Regions from separate parts of the Homo sapiens genome. Here region 2 is linked to region 1. A link is an interaction called in ENCODE POLR2A ChIA-PET data of the cell type or tissue named here. Cell type or tissue: PC-9. All regions are shown on one strand. Region 1 overlaps MCU (mitochondrial calcium uniporter). Region 2 has its middle 15 kb from the start of MCU.

What was found. Peaks named below come from ENCODE experiments on the same cell type or tissue, not always from the same donor. Only the 100,000 strongest peaks of a DNase experiment are listed, where the experiment ranks them.
Region 2: POLR2A ChIA-PET joins it to region 1 with 6 read pairs; 4 of 35 experiments call an interaction of 5 or more read pairs at or near these places.

The regions. Positions count from the first base shown.
Region 1 is chr10:72,783,263-72,787,262 of GRCh38, reverse strand. The region is part of intron 1 of MCU (mitochondrial calcium uniporter); the gene reads right to left. Among named protein-coding and RNA genes, the nearest start is that of MIR4676, 64 kb to the right of the region's middle. RefSeq lists a silencer at 3,598-3,892. In PC-9, no CTCF peak of the experiment used is centred here; DNase peaks (open chromatin) are centred at 2,442 and 3,792; H3K27ac peaks cover 1,233 bases.
Region 2 is chr10:72,674,898-72,678,897 of GRCh38, reverse strand. No RefSeq gene overlaps it. Among named protein-coding and RNA genes, the nearest start is that of MCU, 15 kb to the left of the region's middle. RefSeq lists a silencer at 2,153-2,447. In PC-9, no CTCF peak of the experiment used is centred here; a DNase peak (open chromatin) is centred at 2,317; H3K4me3 peaks cover 794 bases; H3K27ac peaks cover 2,271 bases.

The sequences.
Region 1 (4,000 bases):
AGTGAAACTTGTATAACCAAAAGAAACTGAATTTTCAATGAGAAAAAATTACCGTGGGCGGGAGTGGCCAGAGAAGGCTTCGTGGAGATAGGACTTCAGCTGGGTTTAGAAGGACATGTTATTTTGTAAGATGCAGCAGATTTGTCTTTCAAATCATGTTTTGTTTAGCTTAACATGAAAATAATTTTTATTACATTATTAAATGGATAGAAATTTACCCTTTAAGCGTGAGATTAAAATATGGTCCTTGAAAAACCCCTCTCTCTCCATATATAAATTTTCTTTGCTATTTTGCTATTTGACATTGGGGATGTAAGGATTCATAAGAGAGAGTGGAAAAGCACACATTTGGTGATTTGTGTAAGAACAAGTGCTATGGGAAATAACCTAAATACCTAATATTCTACCAGTGATGGCATGTTTCCAGGAGGATTAAATTTAGTGAGAAAACTGAAAAAGCAGTGCTTTTGTGCTTCAAAATACTTTATTTATTTATTTTTACTTATTTATTTATTTTGAGACATTGTCTCGCTCTGTTGCCCAGGTTGGAGTGAAGTGGCACAATCTCGGCTCATTGCAACCTCCACCTGCTGGGTTCAAGCGATTCTCCTGCCTCAATCTCCCGAGTAGCTGGGATTACAGGCGCCTGCCACCACGCCCTGCTAATTTTTGTATTTTTGGTAGAGACGGGGTTTCGCCATGTTGACCAGTCTGGTCTCGAACTCCTGACCTCCACGTGATCTGCCCGCCTCAGCCTCCCAAAGTGCTGGGGTTATAGGAAAGAGCCATGGCACCCAGCCATGCTTCAAAATAATTTAATCCCAACAAATCTGTAAATTAGTAACTTACATTCCAGTTCTTCCAATGAGAAAACTGAGGCACACAGAGCACACAGAGCTAAGAATGAGCACAGCCAGGATCTGAAATCAAATATATCTGATTCTCAACCCATCTCTTTTTACTATGTGACTCATTTTTAGGTAACAAAAACAGTAACTTCTCACTCTATGTTGATGTGTTCAAGTATAACACAAGAAACAGGATAAGGACATTAAAAAAACAAACTAGCCAGAATTCCACAAACAGCTAGCCAGAACTACATTAACTAAACTGGATGACATCTCTGGACATCAATCTCACATATAATGAAATGATCTCCACAGCAAATCGTTCCTTTATGTATTATCCTATTCTTGAAATTTTATTGCACAGCATAATACCGTTTTTTCACACAGTGCTTGTTCAGTCCCTATTCTACGGACAATCTTCATCTCCTCAAATTGGTAAGCAACACCTTGTAGGCAAGGATATGTTATTCTTTAGAATCTCTAAAGCGTGCAATACATTCCCATAGTATATATTCAGTAAACACCTATTAAGAGTTGCTGGGCAATACTCCTTTGATTTCTATAAAAATCTCCTTTCCAAAAGGATTTTCTTCATCCATTTCTACTACGACATTGACAATTGACACTAAATTAAAACAAGTAGCTATACGTACATAATAATGTTTTTCTTGCAAATTAAACCAAGATGAAAATTGCAGCCCTTGTAAGGGTCTTACTACAGATACAAGTTACAGATGAAGTGAGCCTTTATTTCCATGAAATGAGCCAGCAGGAGAATTTTACATAAACACTAAAAGTGAAAAACTTGCAATTCTGGACTATGAGCCAACACACAAAAGAAGCTCATTTCAATCTGTCAGATAAATGCCTACTCAACAAGCATGACTTCCTGGAATATATTTGGCTATTTTATATTCTGTTTCCTTAATCTGCCACTAACTGTGACAATCTCAGAATGTTTTTGAACTTTAGGATATATTTCTATTATGCACATTTTTGAAAACTCTAAAATGTGTTTTAAAGATGCATGTCTGACTAGTTTCTGCATACCACAGGGAAGTTCATTAACCTAAGTGGTAGGGGGCAGCAGGAGGGGAGACAGGGAGACAACAGAAGCAGGGAAAGAGAAAGGAGAAACAAAGTTGTAGCTTTGGTAAACACCACCACTAACCTTGTTGCAGAGACACCAAGGTTATTAGAAAAGTGACGGCAGTAGCACTGCCAGGTTTGGCTGGAGCAGCCACCACTACCACTTGCTTCGCCGACTGTGTAATATATGTGGAAATGTGGGAGATTCTCGTGCTACATCATGAAACTGCATCTGTATGCTAAATATCTAGAGACAGGAAGAGCCCTGGAAAAGGAAAAGAAGAGCAATCCCTGTACTATGTAGAAGCCTAAAATCCTTGACAACGCAAGATTCTCCTTGAACAGCTCTATCAAGCAAGTAAAAGACACACACACCAGGAATTGGTTGACTGGTGCTTTAAAATCATTATCCATGTGTGTTTTGCTCCTCACTCCAACAAGGGCATTATATAGAGCTGAGAACACATCAGCATTTAGGAATTTCCCAAAATACTCTTGGTAGGAGGGATTCCCCACACCCAAGCCCATGAAAAGGCAAAGCTGCTCTGCAACTTACTTCAGCCAGAGAGGCAGGGTGCACAGCCAGCCCTCACTCACACACCCACGCACACATACGGACAGGCTTTCCCTAGCATCCTGCACTGAAAATGAGGAGACTGTTCCCTTGACTCCCTGCACAGTGCCACATTAACATTTTCAGAAGCTACTGGATACACAGAAGGCTTTTCCTGACAAACAAGGACATCCAGAGATCTAATCCCTGCTGACAACTGCTTTGTGGAACTTTCTGTCCTTTTCAGACATGCCTACTTAAATCTATTCTTTAACCTCTCCTGCAACCAAATGTAGCCAATTAAAAATTGTACTTACCTTCAACAAAATGGGAAAATTACTCACAGCTACAAGGTGGCTTGATTTTAAGTAAATGAATCACATTTATATTAGCTTTAAAAATCACAATTACTATTTGCATAAGACACATCCTTCTAAGAGATCTATCAAAACAGAGCAACATTTTCCAAACGTGACAGTATTAATTTGATAGGATCTGAAAAAACAAAGCCTTTGTACTTCCCTTTTAGTGAAATTCAAAGTAATCTCTCTGAATTACATACTCTTTATATTGTTCTCAAGAGGGAGCAGAAGAAAATCTTCTTTTGGAAAATGTCATCCCCTGAGAGATCCAGGTAAGTGGGCATTCATCTTTGCAGTACAACATGAGGGGTTAAGCAAGGAGCTACACCATCCAACGGTGCCCGGCTTTCCCCCGGCTTCACTTGGATCAAGCAGCAGGGTTAATTACGTGGAACAGCCAAAAAGGTAAAGTAACTGGGTATTGACTTTTGGGGGCTGGTAATTTCTATAGTGCCTATGGCTCTAGACTTCCTAATAAGCTTTTCCTTAATCTGCTTTTGAAACTAAAGAGTCAAGAACAAAGTAAAACAATTTTTTAAAAAGAAATAAAGAAAGAAACAAGCAACATCCTCCCCACTCCCCAACATTTGGAGCTAATCATGGGGAAAATCCTTCCTATAGGCATTTGATTTTAGGTACTTGTCACATTTTCTTTCCCAACTCCACTCCACCCCACTCTATGCGTTTTTCTTGGCATGATCTCTCTCCCTTCCTTTGAGAAAATAAACTGCATTTGCTCTATATTAACACTTCAGATACAACAGCTCCCCCCAACAAAATCCTCTCTTTATCCTGGAAGGTTTAACTTGACATGTTTTTTTCCTCAGAAGAAACCAGGCTAGAAATCCCAACACTGCTCCACTAAGTAAACTCTCCTAGGAAGAGAGGATTCACATGGCATATGCAAAGCCTCCTAGATGCCAAAGAGTTGAATAAGTGGCACATGGCATATGCAAAGCCTCCTAGATGCCAAAGAGTTGAATAAGTGGCATGTGGCAGTTCCACACCTGAGTCCAAAACACATCCCTTCAAAGAGCCACCAGTGTGATGTCCTCAATAATATTCTAAAATGAATAGCATCACACTGTTTTGGACATGAAGGTGATGGTTCTGAAAGGATAGGAAGGAATGTAAAACATAATCTATTT
Region 2 (4,000 bases), 110 kb after region 1:
CATGCCATTGCACTCCAGCCTGGGTGACAGAACAAGACTCTGTCTCAAAAAAAAAAGAGAGAGAGAGAGAGAGACCCCTGTTGCACATCTTGGAGCACAGACTGGATTTCCACCCACAGTGGTCCCCTTTTAGATTCTAGAATAACATTGTTTCACCCAATGTTGTTTTATTACAATGCTGATGAGGGGGGTAAAAAAAGAATCAATTCCTGGCTGGGGTCACTGTCTGTGCAGAGTTTGCTGGTTCTCCCCATGCCATGCCAACTACTTTCCTCTCACATCCCAAAGATGTGCACATTAGGTTCACTGGCGTGTCTACATTGTTCTAGTCTGAGTGAGTGTGTGTGCATGTGTGCACGCGTGCATATGTGTGCCCTATGATGGGATAAGGTCCTATCCAGGGCTGCTTCCCACCTTGTTCCCTAAGCTGTCAGGATAGGCTCTGGCCACTCAGGACCCTGAACTGGAATAAATGAGTCGGAAAATGAATGAATGAATGAATATAAATTATTGTAAAATAAAAATTCGTAAAGTAGATGATAATCATACAAATACACAATAAAGTAGACAATACTCATACAAATACACAATAAACAATGAGGTATGAAAGCACTCAGGGAGACTGCTGAATTTGTTCTCATTTACCCTGTGTGGTGGGAGGAGTTGCGCCTTACAATTTTCACTCTGCACACATTTATTCCTTGGTTTAACCCACCACCAGTATGACCACTGTTACTCACTGATTCACCAAAAATAGGTAAATCTTACTTGCTTTTATTAATTTTTTTTTTTTTTTTTTTTTTGAGGGAGGTCTTGGTCTGTCTCCCAGATTGGAGCACAGTGGCATGATCTCAGCTCATTGCAACCTCCACCTCCCAGGTTCAAGCGATCCTTCCACCTCAGCCTCCTAAGTAGCTGGGACCACAGGTGCACACCACCATGCTCAGCTAATTTTTGTATTTTTTTGTAGAAACGGGGGTTTCACCATGTCACCCAGGCTGGTCTTGAACTTTTAGACTCAAGTTATCTGCACACCTTGGCTTCCCAAAATGCTGGGATTATAGGCATGAGCTACCTCACCTGGCCTAATCTTTCCTAAATGCATGTATAGCTCACATTTATTTCAATATTTAATACTGGAAATGTTTTGAGTCTTTTTTTTTTTTTTTGAGACTGCATCTTGCTCTGTTGCCCAGGCTGGAGTGCAGTGGTGTGATCTCGGCTCACCACAACCTCCCCCTCCTGGGTTCAAGTGATTCTCCTGCCTCAGCCTCCTGAGCAGCTGGGATTACAGGCATGCCACCATGCCTAGCTAATTTTTGTGTTTTTAGCAGAGACAGGGTTTCACCATGTTGGCCAGGCTGATCTTGAACTCCTGACCTCAGGTAATCTGCCCACCTTGGTCTCCCCAAGTGTTGGGATTACAGGCGTGAGACACTACGGCCGGCCTGAGTCTTTATTAACAAGTTTGATGATGTTTTTGTGACCAGGAATATATGCCATAGGAACTTAACTGTTGTTTATATCAATTAGGCCGTGATAATTTTTTTTTATAGTCAGTTCACCTAAAGTCACGGTTTCCAAGAATCTATCAACAGCATTAAGTGAAAACTTACTGTGCACTGAACAATTTGTGACTGACTTGTATCAAGCACATACATCATAACGTTGCTTAGGGACTGCTCTGCCTGCACTCCCGCTGTTGTTACTCTTTTCCCAAAATAGCCATAGAAAATGAAAAGGGAGGCTGGGCGCGGTGGCTCACTCCTGTAATCCCAGCACTTTGGGAGGCCGAGGCGGGCGGATCATGAGTTCAGGAGATCGAGACCATCCTGGCTAACACGGTGAAACCCCATCTCTACTAAAAATACAAAAAAATTAGCCAGGCATGGTGGTGGGCGCCTTGTAGTCCCAGCTACTCGGGAGGCTAAGGAAGGAGAATGGCGTGAACCCGGGAGGCGGAGCTTGCAGTGAGCCCAGATCGCGCCACTGAACTCCAGCCTGGGCGACAGAGCGAGACTCTGTCTCAAAAAAAAAAAAAAAAGAAAATGAGAAGGGAACTAATATTCACACTGCCTAGCTGCAGCCCTCACTGAATCTACTGAGCCCCTACTCTGTGCAGTCACCGTGATCACAAAAAACTCCATGAATTGTATATTCTCATCCCAGTTTTACAGATGAGAAAAATAATGATCCAAAGAGCTTAAGTAGTTTCCCTAAGGCACATAACTAAGAAATCATTCAAAGAGGTTAAGTATTATGTGCTGAGCTGAGTCAAATTGAGGTCTTCTGACTCATGCTTTTCTTGTCTCACTCTACCACGCCCTGTCACTGAAAATTGCTTCCTTGAGTTTGTGCAGTTGCACATTCGCAGTTATGCGAACCCCGTTTACTTCACTGCATTGACCTTCAATGGGCTGATTTATCACAGGTGAGCTGTTGGCTTCTCATTTGTAAGTGGGCCATCTGGCAAGCAGCATATGGAAGCAGACCCTTTAACAAGGTCATAAGAAGGTTAATTAACTCTAGATTTTAAACTATTTTTCTAAAACCTGAAAGAAAGAAATACTGTTTGATATTGAGTACCAGCTGTTAGTAAGGTGTTGTGTTGGGTGCTGTATAGATATTACATTATAACTTCTTGTTTAATCCTCACAATATCCCCGTGAGAAAAATACTACACTAGCCTCCATTTTTCCAATGAAAAACAAATGTGACATTGAGAAGTAACTTGCCAAAGATCTCCTGAGCCCAGGAATTTGAGGCCAGCCTAGGTAACATGGTGAGACCTCGTTTCTACAAAAAGTTATTTTCAAAAAAATTAGTCAGGTGTGGTGGTAGCTCCCCTCTAGTCTCAGCTACTTGGGAGGCTGAAGTGGAAGGATTGCTTGAGCCCAAGAGATTCTCGGCTGCAGTGACCTGAGAATCACACCACTGCACTCTAGCCTAGATGACAGAACAAGACCCTGTCTCAAAAAAAAAAAAAAAAAAAAAAAAGTTTGTAGCTCAGTGAATTCACTAGCGTCCTTCTCCAGCTTGTTTAGAAAGCATAGGAAATCGTTTATAGCAAGTCAACTCCCAGTTCTAACTTTAGGATTCTACCTGCAACTATCATTTTCAACTTATAGTACCCTTGGTGAATGCCAAACAAATAGGCATATAGTACCCAGACACATTTGAAGAAATGCATTTCTACCTTATTGCAAAAAAAAAAAAAAAAAAAAAGACTCACAATCTGATGTCTAATGGTCTAATGTCTATACATTGCTTGGCCATACTGCCCAAGGTAATTTATAGATTCAATGCCATCCCCATCAAGCTACCAATGACTTTCTTCACAGAATTGGAAAAAACCACTTTAAAGTTCATATGGAACCAAAAAAGGGCCCGCATTGCCAAGACAATCCTAAGCCAAAAGAACAAAGCTGGAGGCATCATGCTACCTGACTTCAAACTATACTACAAGGCTACAGTAACCAAAACAGCAAAGTACTGGTACCAAAACAGAGATATAGACCAATGGAACAGAACAGAGCCCTCAGAAATAATACCACACATCTACAACCATCTGATCTTTGACAAACCTGACAAAAACAAGAAATGGGGAAAGGATTCCCTATTTAATAAATGGTGCTGGGAAAACTGGCTAGCCATATGTAGAAAACTGAAACTGGATCCCTTCCTTGTACCTTATATAAAAATTAATTCAAGATGGATTAAAGACTTAAATGTTAGACCTAAAACCATAAAACCTTAGAAGAAAACCTAGGCAATACCATTCAGGACATAGGCACGGGTAAGGACTTCATGTCTAAAACACCAAAAACAATGGCAACAAAAGCCAAAATTGACAAATGGGATCTAATTAAAGTAAAGAGCTTCTGCACAGCAAAAGAAACTACCGTCAGAGTGAGCAGGCAACCTACAGAATGGGAGAAAATCTTTGCAATCTACTCATCCGACAAAGGGCTAATACCCAGAATCTACAAAGAACTCAAAT